Linked DNA regions of Homo sapiens: region 1 is linked to region 2. A link is an interaction called in ENCODE POLR2A ChIA-PET data of the cell type or tissue named here. Cell type or tissue: GM12878. All regions are shown on one strand. Links, peaks and the distances in the headings refer to the core of each region. The heading gives the core; the rest is flanking DNA.

What was found. ChIA-PET counts read pairs that join two places held together with the same protein. Peaks named below come from ENCODE experiments on the same cell type or tissue, not always from the same donor. Only the 100,000 strongest peaks of a DNase experiment are listed, where the experiment ranks them.
Region 1: POLR2A ChIA-PET joins it to region 2 with 5 read pairs; 2 of 35 experiments call an interaction of 5 or more read pairs at or near these places.

Annotation. Positions count from the first base shown.
Region 1 is chr5:131,849,491-131,861,589 of GRCh38, forward strand. It overlaps MEIKIN (meiotic kinetochore factor), which reads right to left. Exons shown (of 13, transcript NM_001303622.2): 10 at 5,264-5,344; 11 at 1,774-1,893. Among named protein-coding and RNA genes, the nearest start is that of FNIP1, 59 kb to the left of the region's middle. In GM12878, for the core only: no CTCF peak of the experiment used is centred there; a DNase peak (open chromatin) is centred at 4,861.
Region 2 is chr5:131,746,378-131,758,476 of GRCh38, forward strand. The region is part of intron 1 of FNIP1 (folliculin interacting protein 1); the gene reads right to left. Among named protein-coding and RNA genes, the nearest start is that of FNIP1, 45 kb to the right of the region's middle. RefSeq lists an enhancer at 11,831-11,880. In GM12878, for the core only: no CTCF peak of the experiment used is centred there; no DNase peak of the experiment used is centred there.

The sequences.
Region 1 (12,099 bases), core at 1,567-9,566, 100 kb after region 2:
AAACCTCTTTTCTTTATATATATAAAGAAACCTCTTTTCTTTATATATATAAAGAAACCTCTTTTCTTTATATATATAAAGAAACCTCTTTTCTTTATATATATAAAGAAACCTCTTTTCTTTATATATATAAAGAAACCTCTTTTCTTTATAAATTACCCAGTCTCAGGTATTTCTTTATAGCAATGTGAAAATGAACGAATACAGCCATATATGAAAACCCACAGTAAACATCACATTCAATGGTGAAAGATGGAAAGCTTTTCCTCTAAGATGAAGAAAAAGGCAAGGATGTCTGCATTTTCAACATACTACTGATAGTTCTAGCCGGAGCAATTAGGCGATTAGGAAAAGAAATAAAAGGCATCCAAATTGTAAAGCAAGAAGTAAAATTATCTCTGTTCACAGACAACATGGTATCACTGTGGAAAACCTTAAAGATTGAATTAAAAATTATTAGAATAAATGAATTCAGCAAATTAACAGGACACAAAGTCAATACACAAAAATCAGGTGAATTTCTACACACTAACATAAGCAATTTGAAAAGAAATTACCAAAAAAAACAAAAAAAAAGAAAATAAATTACAATTCAATTCATAATAGCATCCAAAAGAATATTTAGGAATTAACCAAATAAGTCAAAGACCTACACAATAAAAACTATAAAACATTGGTAAAATAAATTAAAGAAAACATAAATAAATGAAAACACATCCCATGTTTATGGATTGGAAGATGCAATACTGTTAAGATGCCATTACTACCTAGGGTGATCTACAGATTCCATTCAATCTCTATCAAAACCCCAATGATGTTTATTGCAGAAACAGAAAAACCCACTTTAAAATTCACATGGAATCTCAAGGGATCCTGAATAGTAAAAACAAAAATGAAAAAGAAGAACAAAGCTGGAGGACTGACACTTCCTGATTTCAAAATGTACAAAGCTACAGTAATCAAAGCCATATGGTACTAACATAAAGACAGACATATAGATCAATGGAATAGAGAACTCAGGAATAAACCCTCACATATATGGTTAAATGATTTTTGGCAAGGGGGCCAGACCATTCAATGGGGGAAAGGATGATCTCTTCAACAAATGATGCTGAGAAAACTGGATATCTACATGCAAAAGAATGAAGCTGGACCCTTACCTAATACTATACACAAAAATTAACTCAAAATGGATCAATGACCTAAATACAAGACCTAAAACAAAAAAAAATTGAAGAAAATACAGGGCAATAGCCTGGGCACCATAACGAAACCCAGTCTCTACAAAAAATACAAAAAATTAGCTGGGCATGGTGGTGTATGCCTGCAGTCCTAGCTATTCGAGAGGCTGAGATGGCAGAATCACCTAAATCCTGGAAGTCAAGGCTGCAGTGAGTCTGTGAGCCTTGACTGCACCCTGGCACTCCAGCAGAGAGGACAGAGTGAGACTCTGTCAAAAAAAAAGAAAGAAAAGAAAAGAAAAAGGCAAAAAGCTTTAGACATTTGATTTGGCTGTGATTTCTTGCACAGGACACCAAAGGAATGAGCAAGAAAAGAAAAAATAGACAAACTGTACTTCATAAAAAATATACAATTTTGTGCATCAAAGACCCTAACCAAAGTGTAAAAAGGCAACCCACAGAATAGGAGAAAATATTTGCAAATTATGTTTCTCATGAGTTAAGAGATTTCTTATAGCACCTCATATACAAAGTATCTAATGTAACAGTAATTATTTCCTTTAGTAATTGAAGGAAAAATGGAAAATACTACCTCATTTGAAGAATTTTCCTGCAAACTTGACACAGGAACAATTTCATTTGAATTAACATAATTGCTGACATTTGGAAATAGTTCTTCAAAAGATGCTTTTTGCACTGAGGACAAATCAATCTATAAAAGAATACATTATTGTTTTGTGGAAGTTAAACATTGCAAAAGCAATGATTTTTAAGTAATTAAAGAAAAGTTGAAAAATACCATCTCATTGGAAGCATTTTCCTGTAAACTTGACACAGGAACAATTTCATCTGAATAAACGTAATTACTGACATTTGGACATAACTCTTCAAAAGATGCATGTTTAGAGACAAATCAATCTGTAAAATGGGTTATAACATTCTTTCATTTTAAAGTAATTTTTTAATTAGGAATTTTTGTTTGCTATGATACACCAGAGATTTTTAAATCACTATCTCTAACATAGAACTCTCTCCTAAGTGCCATATCCATTTTTCTATCAGGTTACTGAAATCACCACACATTTCTGTACCAAATTAAAAATTTCCAAAAAAGATGACTGATTGATTTAGAGATGATTTAAGGTGTGCAGGATGCACGTAGGTTATATGCAAAAAACCAACACTATGCCATTTTACATCAGGAACTTTAGCATCCACATATTTTGGTATCTTTGAGAAGTCCTGGAACCAATTCCCCATGAATACTGAGGGATGACTGTATATAGTTAAGACAACTGAAAACATGTTTAACAAACACTTGTCAACAAATGTTCATAACAGTATTATTCATAATAGATAATAAATGGAAATAAATGCGCATAAACTGAATTGATAAACAAAATATGGTATATGTATATAATGGAGTATAATTCAGTTGATTTGGTTTGGCTGTGTCTCTACTCAAATCTCATCTTGAATTGTAATCCCCATAATCCCCATAGGTCAAGGGAGGGACCCGGTGTGAGGTGATTGAATCATGGGGGTGGTTTTCTCCATACTGTTCTGATGATAGTGAGTGAGTTTTCCCGAGATCTGATGGTTTTATAGGGTAGTTTTCCCTGCTCTTCCATGCTCTCTCCTCTGTTGCCATGTAAGACAGGCCTCTTCCCCTTCCACCATGATTGTAAGTTTCCTGAGGCCTCCCCAGCCATGCGGAACTGTGAGCCAATTGAACCTCTTTTCTTTATAAGTTACCCAGTCTTGGGTATGTCTTTATAGCAGTGTGGAAACAGACTAATACATAGGTCATAAAAAAGGAATGCAGTACTGATACCTGCTATAACATAGATGAATTTTTAAAACATTATGCTAAGTGAAAGAAACCAGGCACAAAACGCCACATGTTATATGATCTCATTTATATGAAATACTCAGAAAGAGCAAACCTATAGAGACAGAAACTAAATCAGTAGTTTCTTTGGACTGGAGGGTGGGATGGGGGGATGAGGGCTGACTATTAACGAATAGGGTGATGAAAATGTTCTTAAATAGGATCATGATGATAGTTGCACAGTTTTTAAGTATGCTAAAAACCACTGAATTATATACTTTAGTATACTGAGTTTTATAAAACGTAACTTGTACCTCAAATTTAAAAATATGTTGATATTTGTAAAATAGTCACTAAATTAGTTTTGCCACGAAAAAAATCATTTTGGTACATTTGTTATTCATCAATACATTTTAACTCCAAATATCAACCAAGAATGAATAAAAAATGAGACACTCATTTTCTGGAAAAAGTATTGATTTTTGGGCCACTGGAAAGACTGTGAGCAGAGGATTAACAAAATCCTTTCTCCCATCATGAGCATCTATTGGTTAAATCTGTAACTCCTTTCCCCTAGGAACCTGATAAGTGTAAGAATGTCAACTGTGTTACTAGGTAACATTGCTTATGGTAAAAATAATGTCTGATTGGAAAATTGTATCTATAGGAGGAACTATAAATGCACTATAAATAAATAACTACTGCACTATAAAAGCTAAAATACTTTGAGTTTCCCTGAGTGCAGGGACATTGTAATTACACATGTCCTTTGTGGAGACCATGGACGTTATGCATAAGTGCTGTTACAAAAGATACTGGATTTCATCTCCTTGTGCCTGAGCAGTCCCCACACTGCTATGTAAGCCGCTGCATGGACCTCTGTGAGGATTGCTCACACTGAAGAGGAACATTGGATATTTGACTGAAGACTTGATGACACTGGATTTGATAATCATTTCTTGGATATGACATCAAAAGAACAGGTGAGAAAAGAAAAAGACAAATTTTACTATGACAAAATAAAAAACATTTGTGCATCAAAGGACACTATCAACAGAGTGAAAAGGCAACCCATGGAAGGGGGCAAATTATTTGTAAATCATATGTTGGGTAATGGGTTAACATCTCAGATATATGAAGAACTCCTACAACTCAACAATTAAAAATTCAAAAATAAACAAAGGACTTGAATAGATATTTTCCCAAAAAAGATATACAAATAGCTAATTAACACATTAAAAGATGCTCAGTGTCATCCTTATTAGGGAAATACAAATCAAAACCATAATGAGATACCACCTCACATCCATAAGAACTACTATTACAAAAAAGAAAATAACAAGTGCTGGCAAGGAAGTAGAGAAACTGGAACCCTTGTGCATTTTGCTAGTGGGAATGTAAAATGGTACAGCTACTAAGGAAAACAGTGTGGTGGTTCCTCAAAAAGAAAAATTGAATTACAATATGCTGTAGCAATTCCACTTCTAGATACATACCCAAAGAATTGAAAGCAGGGACTCAAACATATATTTGTACACCCATGTTCATAGCAGCATTATTCACAATTGTCAAAAGGCAGAAGCAACCCAATTGTCCATCAATAGATGAATGGATAAACAAAATGTGTCATATACATACAATGGAGTATCAATTCATCCTTAAAAATAAAATTCTGATGCATGCTGTAACATAGATGAATTTGAAGATGCCATGCTAAGTGACATAAACTAGTCACAAAGGACAAATACTGTATGGTTCCACTTATATGAGGTACCTAGAGTAGTCAAATTTATAGAAACAGAAAGTAAAATGGTGGTTTCCAGGGGTGGGGTAGGGAGGAGCAGGAAGTTACTGTTTAATGCATATGGAATTTCAGTTTTGCAAGATGAAAAAAGTTCTAGAGATGAATAGTGGTGATGGTTGCATAATGATGTGAATGAATATACTTCAACTGTACACTTAAAAATGGTTAAAATTATAAATTTTATGTTATATATATTTCATCACAATTTTTAAAACTGAAAGGAAAAAACAGAAGAATCCTGGTTGTTGCTGCAGTACTCTAATTTTTCCTTCTCTCTTGCATGTATAGTAGTATACAAAGTACTTTCATTGAAAGTGTGCTTAAGCAACAGAAAAACACAGATATTATTCTCCATAGGCAATATTTCCCTGATATGAGAAAAATAGAAGAATGGGGAGAGGAGGAGCCAGAAAACAGATACTACAAGTGCCAAATGCTAATACTTACCACAAAACCAGCTGTCTCTGAAGATGGAGTACTTGTTAAAAGGCCTCTGTTTTTCTTACCAGGAGTACTGGAATTTGTTTTCTATAAATGTTTTTATAAAACAGGGATTGAACAGCAGAAAGAAATAAACTATTTTAGTATAGTAAAACTACAATTTCAAGTTAGTTGACCAGATCATAATGTACAGTACTAAGAAAATCCTTAATCTGTTCATTAAATTTTAAACCACTTCACAGGAAACTAAAGAATTTTCTCACTTGAGCTAGATCAAACAACATCCAAGAGAACTCTATATGGCATAGCAACTATATGAGAATACCTTGGTTGAAATGAATACCTTGGTTGAAATTACTATTAATTTAGAAAGAAAAGCTAATTAGAGTGTTGAGTTAGGAAATGGCGCTTCAGTTATCTTTGTTAACTACTAAGAAAGGTATTTTACTTTCAGCATTTAATTCTTAGTATATTATTGTACTTTTTGTGGAAAGAAAGTATAAGTTATTTCTGGAGCTGTGAAATATATGTAGCAAGGATAATTGGTTTAAAATATATAACGTTAAATGTATATAGATACTTTCATTTATGGAACATCAAAGTTAAAGAAATTATAAAGTAGGATGTAGGCTCATTTTCTACTTTTTGAAGATACAAAGAGGCAGACAGACAGACAGGTAGACAAAGCAAGAAAGAGTAAAAGACAGAGTGAGGAGAGAAACAGACAAGATACAAGACCTAAAGAAAGTGACAGAAAGCGAGGAAGCGACAGGCCAAAAGAGAGAGAGGGAGGAAGGGAGAAGAGGGGAATGGAGAGGAGATGAAGGAAGAGGTAGAGGAGAGGAGAGGAGGTAGGAGAGGAAGAATGAAAAGCAAAAGACAGAGAAGGAGAGAAAAAGAGGAAGACCAAGAGAAGGAGAGAGGAAAAAAGAGAAAGACAGAGAAGACAGAAACCAACATAGATTGTGAGCAGAGATTGAGAGAGAGAGACAGAGAAGGACAGTGAGAGAGATCAAGACAGAGACCAAGGAAAAGAGACAGAGCTTGAGACTGCAAGAGAGAGAAAATCTAGGATAGCAAAAGCAAAGAAACGGGTAGAAAGGTAGAGTAGAAAGTAAGAGTGATAGTCAAACAGACAGAGACAGGCAGCTTTATTTCTAGAAATCAGCTGCCTTTTCGGCCTTTAGACTCCATGAAGCAACCATATCCTTCTGATAAATGTTCTTTTTGAGTAGGTGTCTCTTGTAAGATGTCAAGTCTGGAATCTTACTTTCAACCTTTCTTTCCCTTCTGGCTTAAAAGCTTTTAAACTGATCGTTGGTACAAGACATAATCTGGAATAGTTTATTAGGAAAATTTTTGTCAGAAATGTTTATGGGTATATTTACAATAAAATGAACACATCAGCCTCTAACTTACTAGCTATATTTAGTTTTCGCATTTCAACAATGAAGGTTATTCTACCTCTAGGGACTGTGATGCAAGGGTTACAAATAATATATGTAAAAAGAACCTATGGTGTCTGGAGAGTAGGAGCTACTCAATGATAACTATTATCATCATCATTGTGGCAGTCCTGAAGGTCCTCTGCTCACATTTCTTCAAACAAAGAACCAGCTGTTCCAGTGCAAGGAGTGTAGTTAGCTGACAGCCCCCAAGCACAACATCTTTAGAATATGCTTCAGCTTTCATGCTGAGGCCACCATCTTTTCAAGCAGCCCCCAGCCAATGTCTGGGCATAACAGTCCAACACAAGACTTTCATAATAGACAATCTTTTCTCCAGAACTCCCCATTGTTGAGAGCTTCTGTCAGATCTGCACTGAAGACTGGGGCTATCCCTGCATAATCCTGCTTCTTCCCTGCCTTCCTTTCTTAGTCATTAGCCCCTGATGTTTGAACTCTTTATACTGTCTGAGTATCTGCTTCCCAGAGGTCTCATTTGACATAATTGTCAACTATCAGTCCAATTTTAAAACATCAGCTTGTATGCAGCTGTAAGTATATAGCTTCCCTACATTTTTTCTTAGATTTGTTAAAATATATATATATATATTTCTAAATCTTCCCAATCAGTACATATTTATAGTCTTTTCAAAAAATATTAGTTAATAAAAGACTAGTTCTTATCAATGCAGGTTTTGGGGACTGAGGCAGCAGAACTAAACTGTTCTACCTGCATTGCTTTCTTTTTTTTTTCTTTTTATTTATTTATTTATTTTTATTATACTTTAAGTTTTAGGGTACATGTGCACAACGTGCAGGTTAGTTACATATGTATACATGTGCCATGTTGGTGTGCTGCAGCCATTAACTCATCATTTAACATAAAAGCAGACCTATAGTGGGAAGACGGAACCTTGACTTTTAGATAATGAGAGTTTAACTGAAAATTTGTAACTCTATGTTCAGAATCTTTTCCAGGCTGAAACAAATTCATAATCAAGAAATACATTTTATAGTGCTATAAAAACATTTCCAGCACTTCTCACATGTCCTATTATTTCAACTTGAAAAAAAGATTTAAACTTAGAAATAAATGATTTTCTGGAAAAAAATAACGTCACACATTTAAGTTAAAAAATCTGCTGAAAGACAAAATAGTTCGAAACACAGGTGGAGCAGGATGGCCAGGGATGCCCATCCTCCAAGGCTCGCCATACTCTTCTAGGTGGCTTTAGCTTTTGGGTAACTGTAGGACCTGGACAGAGTAGGGCAGTCTTGTCCATGAGATATGTCCAGTCCGATCTGAGTGTCCTCATCTGCCAGCCTCTCCTGGGGCCCCAGCATGGCATGCCCGCTTGTGGCACAGCCTCGCATGCCTAACCAGGGTGCTTCCCAGGGGCCCTTCTCATAGCTCCTTCACTAGCAGACCATGCCTCACCGTCAGAGAGCTCCCGCTGACCAGCCACCATGGATGCGCACCTGCCTACCTACAGCCTCCACTCCCTTACAGCCTTCCTCCACCTCACTTTGCTGTCATGCACTCGCCCAAGGTCCTCTCCACTGCTTTGCTGGCCCGCAAGCGCAGGTGACCATACTTCCTCTCTCCCACTGGCATGTGTGTGTACATGCACCCTGCCTCTCCACCACTGCTGGTGTGAGCACACCCTGCCACCGCTAATGTGCGGCACTCTGCCCTGCCAATGTGGCCTGCATGAGGGTGTGTACAGAATCCAGTGCCTCACTCCCGCCAGCAACTGTTCACCCCAGCCCACCACTGCTGCTGCTGCCACACTCAAGCTAGCATAGATCCTGCTATGCTATGCCACTGCCTGAGGAAAGGCACTGGCCAGCACTCCCCATCACAGTGCTGTGGCCAGCAGAGCAGGAACACCGGGCCCCTCCAGTGCAGCGAGTTCCTAAGCTCCTGAGACCAGAGAACAAAGCTGGGGGCCTGGTACCAGCACCCTTAGAGTTAGAGCAGTCAAACTAGGAATGCTGAGCTGAGCTCTGGCCCTCTAAAATCTTCCTCAAACAAACTTAACAGACACATAGACCAATGGAACAGAATAGAGAGCCCAGAAATAAAGCTGCACACCTACAACCATCTGATCTTCGACAAAGCTGACAAAAACAAGCAATGGGGAAAGGACTGTTTTATTCAAGAAATGGTGCTGGGATAACTGGCCAGCCATATTCAGAAGACTGAAACTGAACTCCTTCCTTATACCATATACAAAAATCAAGATGGACTAAACACTTAAATGTAAGACCTAAAACTATAAAAACTCTAGGAGAAAACCAACAAAATACCATTCTGAACATAGACCCTGGCAAAGATTTCATGAGGAAGATGCCAAAAGCAAATGCAACAAAAACAAAAATTGACAAATGGGACCTAATTAAACAAAAGAGCTTCCGCACAGCAAATGAAACTATCAAGAGAGTAAACAGACAACCTACAAAATGGGAGAAAATATTTGCAAACTATGCATCCGACAAAGGTCTGATATCCAGGATATATAAGGAACTTAAATTTACAAGCAAAAACCAAACAGCTCCATTAAAAAGTGGGCAAAGGCATAAACAGACATTATCAAAAGAAGATATATGCACAGCCAACAAGCGTATGAAAAAATGCTCACCACTAATCATTAGATAAATGCAAATCAAAACCACAATGAAATACCATCTCACACCAGTCAGAATGACTTATTAAAAAAGTCAAAAACTAATAGATGCTAGCAAGATTGTGGAGAAAAGGGGAATGCTTATCCACTGCTGGTGGGAATATAAATTAGTTCAGCCACGGTGGAAAGCAATTTGGTGATTTCTCAAAGAACTCAACGCAGAACTACCACTCGACTCAGCAATACCATTATTGGGTATATACTCAAAGGAATATAAATCATTCTACCATAAAGACACCTGCACACGTATGTTCAATGCAGCACTATTCACATAGCAAAGACATGGAATCAATCTAAATGCCCATCAATGGTAGACTGGATAAAGAAAATGTGGTACATATACACCATGGAATACTATTCAGGTGTAAGGAAGGAGTCCAGTTCCAGTATGCTTAAGTCTTTAATCCATTTTGAGTTGATTTTGGTAGACAGTGATGATGTAGTGTGAATATGTGTTCCCATCCAAATCTCATGTTGAATTGAAATCCCCAATGATGGAGGTGGGGCCTGGTGGGAGGTTATTGGATAATGGGGATAGATTTCTCTGGAATGGCTTAGCACCATCCCCTTAGTGCTGTTCTCTTGATAGAGTGAGTTCTTACAAGATCTGGTTGTTTAAAAGTATAGCATCTCTCCCACCCTTTCTCTTTTGTTCCTGCTTTTGCCATATGAAGTGCCTGTTCCTGCTTTGCCTTCCACCATGAGTAAAAGCTCCCTGAGGCCTCCCCAGAAGCAGATGCTGCCATGTTTCCTGTACAAGCTGCAGAACTGTGAGTCAATTAAATCTCTTTTCTTATAAATTACCCAGTCTTAGGTATTTTTTTAAATCACAACACAAGAACAGCCTAATAAAGGTGAGGAATAGGGGTCTAGTTTCATTCTTCTGCATGGGGATATCCAGTTTTCTGAGCATCGTTTACTGGAGAGACTGTCCTTTCCCCCGTGTATGTTCTTGATGGCTTTGTTGAAGATCAGTTGGCTGTAAATACGTGGATTCATTCCTGGGTTCTCTATTCTTTTCCTTTGGTCTCTGTGTCTATTTTTCTACCAATATCATGCTGTTTGGGTTAGCACAGCCTTGTAATATATTTTGAAGTCAGGTAGTGTAGTGCCTTGAGCTTGTTCCTTTTGCTTAGGACTGCTTTGACTATTCTGGATCTTTTTTGGTTCCATATGAATTTTAGCGTTGTTTTTTCTAGTTCTGTGAAAAACTACATTGATATGTAGTTAGAGATTGCACTGAATCTATAGATTGCTTTAGGTAGTATGGTCATGTCTAATGATATGAATTCTTCTGATCCATGAGCATGAGATGTCTTGTTTCTTCTTCAATTTCTTTCATCAGTGTTTTGTAATTTTCCTTGTAGAGATCTTTCACTTCTTGGTTAAATTTATGCCTAGTTTTTTTTTTTTTTTTTGGTTTTGTTGGTTTGTTTTGCAGCTGTTGTAAATGTGATTGCCTTCTTGATTTTTTTTCAGATATTATTGGTGTATAGAAATGCTGATTTTTGCTTGTTTGCATCCTGCGGCTTCACTGAATTTGGTTCAGTTCTAACAGTTGTTTTTTTTGTTTGTTTGTTTTTTGAGACAGAGTCTTGCTCTGTTGCCCACACTGGACTGCAGTGGTGTGATCTCGGCTGACTGCAACCTCCGCCTCCCAGGTTCAAGCAATTCTCTGCCTCAGCCTCCCAAGCAGCTGGGATTATAGGCACCCACCACCATGCCAGGATAATTTTTTTTTTTATTTTTAGTAGAGACGGGGTTTCACTATCTTGGCCAGGCTGGTCTTGAACTCCTCACCTCATGATCCACCCACCTCAGGCTCCCAAAGTGCTGGGATTACAGGCGTGAGCCACCATGCCCAGCCTGTTTGGCTTTTTTTTTTTTTTTTTTTTTTTTTGAGAGAGAGTCTTGCTCTGTCACTCAGGCTGAAGTGCAGTGGCACAATCTTGGCTCACTGCAACCTCCACCTCCTGGGCTCAAGTGATTCTAGTGCCTCAGCCTCCTGAGTAGCTGGGATTACAGGCATGCACCACCATGCCCAGCTAATTTTTGTATTTTTTAGCAGACATGGGGTTTTGCCATGTTGGCCAGGCTGGTCTCCAACTCTTGGCCTCAAGTGATTGCCTGCCTTGGCCTCCCAAAGTGCTGTGATTACAGGCATGAGCCACCATGCCCAGCCCTAAGAGTTTTTTGATGGAGTCTTTTGGTTTTCTAAAAATAAGAATAGGCCAAGTGCAGTGGTTCATGCCTGTAATCCCAGCACTTTGGGAGGCCGAAGTGGGCGGATCATGAGGTCAAGAGATCGAGACCATCCTGGCCAACATGGTGAAACCCTGTTTCTACTAAAAATACAAACATTAGCTGGGCATGGTGGTGCATGCCTGTAGTCCCAGCTACTTGGGAGGCTGAGGTAGGATAACTGCTTAAACCCGGGAGGTGGAGGTTGCAGGAGCCAAGATTGCACCATTGCACTCCAACCTGGGCAACAGAGAGAGACTCTGTCTTCAAAAAAAAAAGAATAATGTAGTTCCCAAAGAAGAGGGTCAATTTGAGTTCCTCTTTTATTCCTTTTTCTTGGCTGATTGCTCTGGCTACAACTTTTGGTACTATGTTTAATGGGCATGGGGAAGGTGGGCATTCTTGTCTTGTTCTTAGAGGAAAGGCTTTCAACTTTTCCCCATTCAGTCTGATGTCAGCTGTGGGTTTT
Region 2 (12,099 bases), core at 2,413-10,412:
GAGAGCATACAACCCAACTATTAAGTTTTTCAACTCTTGCCCCTCTCCCTCCTGCCTTGCTCTACTAGTCCTCAGTGTCTATTGTTGCCATCCTTATGTCCATGAGTATCCAATGTTTAGCTCCCACTTATAACTGAGAACATGCGGTATCTGATTTTCTGTTCCTGCATTAATTCACTCAGGATAACGGCCTCCAGCTGCCTTCGTGTTGCTGCAAAGGACTGGATTTCATTCTTTTTTATGGCTGAGTAGTATTCCATAGTACATACATACCACATTTTCTTTATCCAATCCACCACTGATGGGACCCTCCCTAGGTTGATTCCATGTCTTTGCTATTGTGAACAATGCTGCAATGAACATACAAGTGCATGTGTCTTTTTGGTAGCTTTGTTTTCTTTTGGATATATACTCAGTAATGTGATCGCTGAGTCAAATGGTAGCTCTCTTTCAAAGTTCTCTGACAAATCTTCAAACTGCTTTCCACAGTGGCTAAACTACTTTACATTCCCATCAATGGTGTGTAAGTATTCCCTTTTCTCCACAGCCTCACCTGCATCTGTTATTTTTTGACTTTTTAATAATAGCCAATCTGATTGATGTGAGATGGTATCTCATTGTAGTTTTGATTTGTCTTTCTCTGATGACTAGTGATGATGAGCATTTTTTCATGTTTGTTGGCTGGTTGGATGTCTTCTTTTGAGAACTGTCTGTTCATATATTTTGCCCACTGTTTATTGGGGTTGTTTTTTGCTTGTTAAATTGTTTAAATTCCTTATAGATTCTGTATATTAGACTTTTGTCAAATGTACAGTTTGTGAATATTTTCTGCCATTATGTGGGTTGTCCACCAGGCACAATTCTTCACTTCCTTAAGAGAGCCTTAACCCTAACTCTGTCAACGTATGTGAAACTATGTGTAACCGGCAACATAAAACATCTTCATCCCAAATTCTTGACAGAAAATATAATTTTGGTTTTCTTCTGTCTAATCTTTAGTAAATGTCTGTGTGCTAGTAAATGATAAAGACCTACCTAGACATCCAGGCTAAACCAGAGACTCCTCCTTAAACCACAATGACTTGCATCACACTGAACTGTTTCTACTAAATTGTGCTTTCATACCATGCAAAGGAAACTGTAAAGGAACAGACCGACAAAGGATGAAAATAGGGAAAGGGGTCTCACGGAAACCAGTGAAAAAGAACATTTTAGAAAAGAAAAAGAACTACCACGGGAGTCACTAAAAAGTATCCACTAGAGAAGCAAAAGTCATTGGTGACCATAGCAAGGACAGTTCTAAGGAATAAAGAGTACAGAGGTCAGATTCTAGGGGACTGAAGAGTGAATAGGAGCAGAGAAAACAGACAACTGGTAAGAAAAAAAGAGAAAGAAAATGAAACCTCAAGTAGAGTGAGAGTGACAGATATTCTGCTATTTAAAAAATGACACATCTGAACATGTTTACATATATGCTGATGACAGAATCTGAGGTGGAGGAGAAATACAAGGCCTCTGAGGAAGTAGAGAACAGGATATAGAGCACAAGTGAAAGCATTAGCTCAAAGAAAATAACTCTCACACTAGGATGGAAAGAAAGGAGATAAAGATGTACATGGGTGCAGAAAGATTTGTAGATATGAAGGTAAGGTGCGGAGGGAATCCATATCTAAGAGATCCATTTTCTTTGTCAAGCAGGTGAAGGCAAGTAAGGGAAAGGTGGTAAGATGTGGGGATAGTAGAGAGTAAAAAAGAGAATAGCAGTTGTTGGGAAATAAAATAGTCATACACCATATAACGTTTTGGTCAACAACAAACTGTATATATGATGGTGGTCTCATAAGATTATAATGCAGTTCAAAAACTCCTATTGCCTAGTAACACTGTAGCTGTCATCACATGGTAGCACAAAGTATTACGCACATGTCTGTGGTGATGCTCATGTAAACAAACCTACTGCACTGTCAGTCATATGAAGGTATTACGGATACAATTATGTAAAATACGCAATACTTGATAATAAAAGACTATGTTGGCCGGGTGCAGTGGCTCACACCTGTAATCCCAGCACTTTGGGAGGCTGAGGTGGGCAGATCACAAGGTCAGGAGATTGAGACCATCCTGACTAACATGGTGAAACCCTGTCTCTACTAAAAGTACAAAACAAAAATTAGCCAGGCGTGGTGGCATGCACCTGTAGTCCCAGCTACTCAGGAGGCTGAGGCAGGAGAATCTCTTGAACCCAGGAAGCAGAGGTTGCAGTGAGCCAAGATTGCGCCACTGCACTCCAGCCTGGGCGACAGAGTGAGACTCTGTCTCAAAAAAAAAAAAGAAAAAAAAAAAAAAAGACTATGTTACTGGTTTATGAATTTACTATACTTTTATCATTATTTTAAAGTGTACCCCTACTTATAAAAAAATTAACTGTAAAACAGCCTTAAGCAGATCCTTCAGGAGGTATTCCAGAAAAAGGCATTATTAGCATAAGAGATGACAGTTCCATGTGTGTTATTACTCCTAAAGACCTTACAGTGGGACAAGATGTGGAGATGGAAGATAGTGGTACTGATAATCCTGACTCTATGTAGGCCTACGTTAATGGTGTGTTTGTGTCTCAGTTTTTAACAAAAAGGTTAAAAAAATTTAACTGAAAAAAGCTTAGAATAAGCACATAAAGAAAGAAAATATGTTTGTACAGCTGTACAATGTTTGTGTCCTAAACAAAGTGTTACTACACAACAGTTCAAAAGATTTTAAAATTAAAAAGTTAATAAGGAAAAAACTTACAATAAGCTAAGGTTAATTTTATTATTGAAGAAAAACATTTTTAATAAATTTAATGTAGCCTAAGTATACAGTGCTTATTTATAAAACCTACAGTAGTGTACAACACTGTCCTAGGTTTTCACAGTCACTGACTACTCACTCACTGACTCACCCAGTAACTTCCAGTCTCGCAAAATCCATTCACAGTAAGTGAATGGATCGCCCTATATAAGTGTACCACTTTTTATCTTTTTTTTTTTTTTTTTTGAGATGCAGTCTCAGTCTATCGTCCAGGCTGAAGTGCAGTGGTGCGATTTTGGCTCACTGCAACCTCCGCTTCCGGGTTCAAGTGATTCTCCTGCCTCAGCCTCCCCAGTTGCTGGGTTTACAGGCGTGTGCCATCATGCCTGGCTAATTTTTATATTTTTAGTAGACATGTGGTTCCACCATGTTGGCCAGGTTTGTCTCAAACTCCTGACCTCAGGTGATCCGCCTGCCTCGGCCTCCCAAAGTGCTGGGATTACAGGTGTGAGCCACTGTGCCCGGCCTACTTTTTATCTTTTATACCATATTTTTGCTGTACCTTTTCTATGTTTGGATATGTTTAGATACACAAATACTTACCATTGTGTTACAACTCCCTACAGTGTTCAGCACAGCAATACGCTGTACAGGTTTGTACCCCAAGAGCAATAGGCTATTATCATACAGCCTAGGTGTGTAGTAGACTATACCATCTAGTGTGTGTAAGTACACTGTGTGATGTTTGCATAACAACAAAATTGCCTAACAATGCATTCCTCAGAACAGAGCCCCATCATTCACTGGTGCATGAGTGTATGTTGAATAGAAAACATAAGATTTCCAGGCAATGCTGTACATCTACATAACGTTGAAGACTATGAACTAGGACGATGTACTGGCTGCAAACTACAGTTAGGTGATTTTCTCCAGTAGGACCTCATGTGCTTGAATTTGGATCAGACTGTGCCAAGGTAAGGGTTTTGATAGGTATACGGAACAAAAGAAAAGGAAGGCTATGGAAATGGAGTATAAGACTGACAAGAATACAGCTGAATTGATCTAAGCTAGTTAGGGAACGTAGTGATGGGACAACAATAACAAAAGAAAATGGAGGCAGTACGGTCAAAGTGCTGAAAAAACGCAAAGAAGGAGAGTGGGAGGCAGAGAGGACAAGGAATAGGAGGCTATAATCACAGGGCAGGATCCTAGAGTTTAAGATATTAGAGGTAGAATAGCTCATTTAATCATTAAATACAGATATGTACCTACTATGTGCCAAGCAGTGGTTAGGGCAAGATAAAAAAGAACCTCTCTGGAAGAAAGATACAACAGTAGCTAAGCAAAGAAATAAATTAACTTGATAACTTCAGGTAAGTCAATAGACTATGATAGAAGGTGGTAGTGAGAGAATGGTTTGGGTTGAGGGGAGGTATATTCTTCCCTTCTTTCTTTTTTTTTTTTTTTAGACAGAGTCTCTCTCTGTCTCTCAGGCTGGGGTGCAGTAGCATGATCTCGGCTCACTGCAACTTCTGCCTCCTGAGCTTGAGAGACTCTTGTGCCCCAGCCTCCCAATTAGCTGAGATTACAGGTATGTGCCACCACGCCCAGCTAGTTTTTGTACTTTTAGTAGAAATAGGGTTTTGCCATGTTGGCCAGGCTGGTCTCAAACTCCTGGCCTCAAGTAATCTGCTGGGATTACAGGTAGCACGAGCTACCACACCTGGCCAATACATTCATTTTTTAAAAGGTGCCTAATATGGACAAAATTTTCTGGAGAAAATGAAAAGTTGGGCTTCACTGGATATGTGGTCTTCTAACAGACCTTATATAAGCAGTGATGCCATTTCATTTAGCCAAACTCCTTTGGTCTCCCAGACACCCAAAGAATAAAATCCAAGTTCCTTTGCTTAGATGTAAAGCTCTTCATGGGCTGGCCCAGATCTGCCTTTCCAGACTCTTTTCATGTTACCCATAATTATCATACTGAGCTTCTCAAAGGTGCCAAGATATATCAATTCCATGCCTTTGTACAAGCCATGTCTTCTACCTGAAATATTCTCACTCTCCTGGCAAACTCTTATTTATTCTTAAAGATCTAGCTCCAAATGTCACCTACTCTAAAAAGTTCTTATTCATTCCTCCAAGCAGAGTTAGCTACTGAGTTTTGGGATTACACTTTACCTTAGATTATAAATCTAATAGTATCTTCATCAGATTGTCTTGTAATTTATCTGTTCACATGCCTGTTTCTTCCACTAGAAAAAAAAAGCTCCCTGAGGGAAGATCTTATTCATCTTTGAATCCCCAGTCCCAAGCTTGGTAAATGAGTAAAACTACATATCCCTAAGTAAATGTAATATCATAGGCACTAAATATTTCAGGAGTGAATGGATTCCACAATCTGAAAAAAAAAAAAAGAAGAAGAAAAAACAAATGTGCTTTCTTTAAAAAGTTAAAAGGCATGTCCATGAACTCATGAATAAACAAAATGTGGTATGTCAATACAATGGAGTATTTGGCCATAAAAAGAATGCATACTACATGGGTGAACCTTGAAAACATTAGGTTAAGGAAAAAAAGCCAAACACAAAAAGGCTACGTATGATGATTCCATTTACATGACTTGTCCAGAATAGGCAAATCCATAATGACTGCAATGTGTACGAGGTTTCTTTCTGGGGAGATGAAATGTTCTGGAATTAGACAGTGGTGATGGTCACCAAAAAACTTTGTAAATATACCACAAACAAAAACAGCAACAACCAAACCAACCTAAAACACTGAATCACGCACTTTAGAAGAGTAGATTTTATGGAATGTGAAGTATATCTCAGCAATAATAAAAAAGGCTTTATTACCAAACTTATTTGTGAGTTTGTATTCTTTTTTTTTGGAGACAAGAGTTTCGCTCTGTTGCACAGGCTGGAGTGCAGTGGCGCGATCTTGGCTCACTGCAAGCTCCGCCTCTCCGGTTCGCGCCATTCTCCTGCCTCAGCCTCCCGAGTAGCTGGGACTACAGGTGCCAGCCACCACGTCCGGCTAATTTTTTGTATTTTTAGTAGAGACAGGGTTTCACCTTGTTAGCCAGGATGGTCTTCATCTCCTGACCTCATGATCTGCCTGCCTCGGCCTCCCAAAGTGCTGGGATTACAGGTGTGAGCCACCGCGCCCAGCCATGAATTTGTATTCTTTGTTAATTTAAAATAGGACTTTATGAAAAAGGTAAAATTATAAAGCTTCTATAAAGAAACACAGGTGATTATGCCACCTTAGGTTAGGCAAAGAGTTCTTAAACAAGATACAAAAATTACTATGCATAAAATAAAAAATTGGTAAGTTGGACTTTATAAAAATTTTAAACCTGAACATCTAAAAAAAAAAAAAAAGACCAGTCCAGAGATTGGAAGACAATATTTGCAATGCACATATCTGATAAAAACTTATAAACAGCCAAAACAACCCCCACAAAGCAGTAAGCAATAAACAATCCAATTTTAAAAGGGTACAGGTACAACTTGGGCATTTCACAAAAGGAGATATATGAATGGATAATCAGTATGTGGAAATGATAATTAACAGTGTTAATCATCAGAGAAATGCAAATTAAAACATGGCCACGGCCGGGCGCGGTGGCTCACGCCTGTAATCCCAGCACTTTGGGAGGCCAAGGCAGGTGGGTCACCTGAGGTCAAGAGTTCAAGACCAGTCTGACCTACATGGGAGAAATCCCAACTCTACTAAAAAAAAATATAAAATTAGCCAGGTGTGGTGGTGCATGCCTGTAATCCCAGCTACTTGGGAGGCTGAGGCAGGAGAATTGCTTGAACTCGGGAGGTGGAGGTTGCAGTGAGCCACGATTGCATCACTGCACTCCAGCCTGGGCAACAAGAGTGAAACATCGTTTCAAAACAAAACAAAAACATACAAACAAACAAAAAAAATGGCCACAAGCATTAAAATGGCTAAAACTGACACGACTAATAACACCAGTGGTTGGTAATAATATGAAGCCCTTGGAACTCCCATACATTGTTAGTAGGAGTGTAAAAGTGTACAACCATTTTTGGAATATTGCTTGACAGCTATGATTCAGCAATTCCTCTCACAGGAAATTTATCCAATAAAAATGAAAATAAATGTTCACAAATACTCTCACAGAAATGTTCACTGCAGTTTTATTTAAACCCAAATGCCACAGAGAATGGATAAACAAACTACGATATATTCCTACATTGAAATACTACTCAGAAATACCAAGGAATGAATTACTGATCCCACGGTAACAAAGATGAACTCAAAAAATACTGTTGCATGAAAGAATCCAGACACAATGGGGCACCTACTGATAATTCTATTTATGTGTAGAAGAGGTAAAACTAATGGACAATGATAGAAATCAAAGCAGTGATCAGGGATAGGGAGTGAGGGAAATGGAGGAGAAATGTATACTAAGGAACTTTCCAGAGTGATCAAAATGTCCTTTATCTTTATTGCCATTGTGGTTAAGTAGATGCATATATTTTTCAAAATAAATTATACATTTTATTATATGCAAATTATAGCTCAATTTTTAAAAGAGAAAGACTACTAAAAAAAGTAATACTATATTCATCAAGTTACATTACATTATGGACATCTCATTAAAACAGATTTTTTTTTTTTTTTGAGACAGAGTCTCGCTCTGTCACCAGGCTGGAGTGCGGTAGCACAATCTCAGCTCACTGAAACCTCCACCTCCCGGGTTCAAGCAATTCTCCTGCCTCAGCCTCCTGAGTAGCTGGGACTACAGGCACATGCCACCATGTCCAACTAATTTTTGTATTTTTAGTAGACACAGGGTTTCACCATGTTGGCCAGGATGTTCTTGATCTCTTGACCTCGTGATGTGCCTGCCTTGGTCTCCCAAAGTGGTGGGATTACAGGCATGAGCCACCATGTCCGGCCTAAAACAGACATATTAAACATTTACCACACTCACAGCATAATGCCAGGTACTGGGAATATTTCTCTGTCACATTCTTTATGTATTCATTCACTGACTTAAAAGCGTTCATTCAGCATGAAAAGAAAAAGATAGCCATACCATGAAATGCTCAGTCTAACAGAAAAGACAGACAAATGATTTTATCAACGTGATACATGCTATGACTGAGGCAAACTTACAATCTAGATAAGAGGTGTGCATAAGCAGGTCAGGTAAGAGTTTACTGAAGAAAAATCATAAACGACATACAATAAATAATAAATAACCTGCCCAAAATAACACAGCTAGCTAGTAAATGTGTCAAAGCTGGGTTTAGATTCCAGGCAGTCTTTCAGTCCATTATCTAAATCATTGTGTATGGCCTTGGCCTATTGAGTAGGAAGTGATACTTCAAGTTTCAGCTTCAAGTGATGGGCAGGGGAGAAGGGCATTCTCTTCTCTGGAAGAAGAAAACAGCATCTGCTGTAATTCTTAGTGACCCTAGCTCAGAAGTGTGCAATGAAGCAACAGGCACAGCTATGAAGGCAGGCTGGAGCATCAGATCAACAGACATAACCAGTTCAACACACACATACAGACTTCTTCATCCAGGCAATGAGTAAACAAAGGTTTTAAACAATAGCTGACAAGATCACTTGTGCATTTTAGAAAATCAGAAACTTGAAGAACTGACAAGATAGAGAGAAGCCTGGAGAAAAGAATGTTATATACCCTGAACTAAGGAATAGCACTGAAAATAGAAAGGGATAGAGCTAGATCTTATTTAGAAGGCAGAGATAGGACCTGAAGACTATATGGGGAATAAAGGATGAGAATGGCTGACTCTCAGCTTTCAGATTTCATGAAAGGAGATACCATTAACCAAGATAAAGAATATCTCAGGAGGGGGAGTAAGTTTGGGATAAGGGTGTTGCCAGATTGAGTTCAAGGGGGCTGCGAGACAGCTGAAGAAAAGATGTGCAACCGATTGATGAAAAATGGTCTGGTGGCCGGGCACAGTGGCTCACGCCTGTAATCCCAGCACTTTGGGAGGCCAAGGTGGGTGGATCTCCTGAGATGAGGAGTTTGAGATCAGCCTGGCCAACATGGCAAAACCCCATCTCTACTAAAAATACAAAAATTAGCCGGGCATGATGGTGGGCGCCTGTAATTCTGGCTGCTTGGGAGGCTGGGACAGGAGAACCACTTGAACCTGGGAGGCAGAGGTCACAGTGAGCCAAGATCACGCCACTGCACTCCAGACCAGGTGACAGAGCAAGACTCAATCTTAAAAAAAAAAAAAACGAAGAAGAAGAAAAAGAAAAAGAAAAATGGTCTGAGGAGAATGGCTGGGAACAGAGTTCCAGACACAGGAGTTACTGACACACAATTGGTAGTGAAATCTTCAGGCAGAACATATTAATTGAAAATAGAAAAGAATGTGAAGAACTAATAAACTAGAATTTTAGGATACATCAATATTTTAAGAACAGAGAGAAGAAAAGCAGAGAAGCCAGGGAAGATCAGTAAAGACAGACTACTAGAGAGGAAAAGAAAACTCATGGTAAAGCACTGTTACAAAAGTTAAGGAAGATGGGCCAGGCACGGTGGCTCATGTCTGTAATCCCAGCACTTTGGGAGGCCGAGGCTGGTGGATCACCTGAGGTCAGGAGTTCGAGACCACCCTGGCCAACATAGTGAACCCTCGTCTCTACTAAAAATATAAAAATTAGTTGGGCATAGTGGCACATGTCTGTAGTCCTAGCTACTTGGGAGGCTGAAGAAGGAGAATCGCTTGAACCTGGGAGGCAAAGGTTGCAGTGAGCCGAGATTGAGATTGTACCACTGTATTCCAGCCTGGGCGACAGAGAGACTGTGTCAAAAAAAAAAAAAGGTTAATGAAGATGAAAAGAAAGGAATCACGCACAATGCAAATGTTGCAGAAAGACCAAAATTTATGAAGAGTAAAAGTGTTCATGGAATTTAGCAATTTGGTGTCTTTGGTACTCTTGCTGGAACAGTTTCAGTGGAGGCAGTGGGGAAGGAATAACCATATAGCAATTGATTGAAGAGAAAGAGCTGAGAAAGACAGTATATAATATTCCATGTAAAAAAGGAACAGTGAGGAATAGTGTGACCATATAACCAACCATCTAAACTGAAGTTTTAAAACTAAAAAGGGATCCTAAACAGACAGAAATAAACTGAAATTATCTTGAATCACCAAGATGCATGGTCACTCAGGTAGAAGAAGTGAGGCTACAAGAGCCCTTTTTTTAAAAAAAGGAAAAACGTGTATGTGTATGAAATACACAGGTGTATAATATAAAGGAAAAAAGGCATCTATTTCCTTTCTAATATTTCCAAGTTGAGGGGAAGGAATCAGAAAAAGAATTTAAAGGTAATCAGAGAGAATTTTTGGATTAAGATCACAGAGAAGTTAAGACACAGTATCCCGGGCAAGGGTGCCCCTAATGAACAGCAGAATACACTTAATGAGGTAGGGAAAATGACCCACAGGTGAAAATTACTGCAGGTAAGTATGCAAGCTGGAGAGATGAAATCGAGCATTTATAGCTGATCATTCATGTTTTATAAAAAGCAGCGGTCAAGCATATTTACAAGCATATGTGAGGTGGGTGGCTTGAATTGGAGTACAGGATTTGAGATATAAAAGTCCAGCATAATCATCAAAGAAAATGGGGAAAGGAGCTAGCCCAAGAAAAGCAAAAGGACTATCAAACCATATTTGGGGGCCCAGCTGAGTGGAAAGCCTTAAATCTGTGATAGGACTAATTTTCTGTACTACCACAGAAGATTCCAGGTGTGAAAGGGCCAAAAGTAGGCAATGGATTAAACAGTAGATTTTCTGAGCAGCCACAATGAAAAGGAGCAAGGCTGTTAAGAGTGACAGTGAGAAAGAAAAGTCAGGACTGACTAGCTGAGGAAATGTGGCCAGAATGGAGCTGATAGGAGAAAAGGAAGTATAAAACAAACACATATAGTGGTCTCAACGAAGTTAAAGCACAAGTCTGAATAAGGATATGAGAGATCAAAGGATATGAAGTTGTGGTCAGAATGGGAAGATCTCAGAAAGAGAGGAGAGTCAGTTAGCTAACAAGGCTCAAGGTACAGCCAAGAAGAACACATAAAGGTAGAGAATAAGAGAAGGAACTGGAAGGCCAAAATGTTAGATGTATGGGCTGCTTAAGATGACTGCACAAAGTGATCTGGAAAGAAGGACTATCAGCCAAGTGTCAGAGTTCTTGATGAACAGTGGGCAACCATCTGGTACATGTCAGCCATGGATGCCAATAACAAAATAGAGGAAAGTGTGGTACAATATCATAGGCCTCATAAAGAACAGGTTTTCATGAGAGGACAAGAATAGTTTCCAGGCAATAGTGACAGGGCCAAGTTACTAGGCCCAAAGTTGGGTAGTGTGTGGCAAAATAAACATTCCCTACTGGAAGGGCAAAAGGAAGAATTACGGCCTCTGAAGGCCAAAAAAAAAAAAAAAGGTGGACAAATTGGGAAGAAAGTGGGGACACAAGGAAGGAGTTCTAAATGATGCAAAGAAAAGGCAGCATAGGCATTATTAGACGGGGGAGGGAAGGATGGAGTAAAACATGAAAGCTCACTTCATAGAGGGGCTTATATTTTGGGTCATATCTGAATAAGATAGGAATGTCTAAAGCAGAGATGAAAATAACATAGCTTTATGTTTAAACACAAATCTTGGTGAAGCTGTTTTGGTCTAGATCAGACATCCCTAGAGTCATAAACAAAAAATGAAAACAAAATGCTGGTCAAAATTATCTGGGAAGACATGTGTACTTCTGCAGAGTATGTCCCTGAAATGGTGAAGTGTTACTAATAAAGTTCTGATTCCCTTTACCTTATAATAGAAAGAAGTTGTGACATGGAAATCTATAGACACATGAAATTAACGAAATAAACTTATTACCTAAAAGTTGCCTGACAAATTAATTGCTTAGAATATGATATTAAACAACAAACAATCACAACAGAGTGGCTCTTTTAATAGGCAAATAAGTTTAAATGGTAATAGTCATTCTAAATTTATTCATTTCATCAAATGAAAGAAGTGAAGGAGAAGCAAAACTGACCTACCTAAAGTTGCTGTTCTGGATACAGCTGGCTGGTGCCTCTTCTTTTCACCTGTAGCCCTACTCTGTCTTCACTGGTATTTGCTTATGCTCAGTACTCAAGTGTTTAGAATGATCTCTCATTTTACCAGAACCTAAGTCTTCTGATACTGCCTTCCACTTCATCATGTTCCTTCTTTTTTATCAAAATTTAACTGAAGACAAATGTAAGCCAAA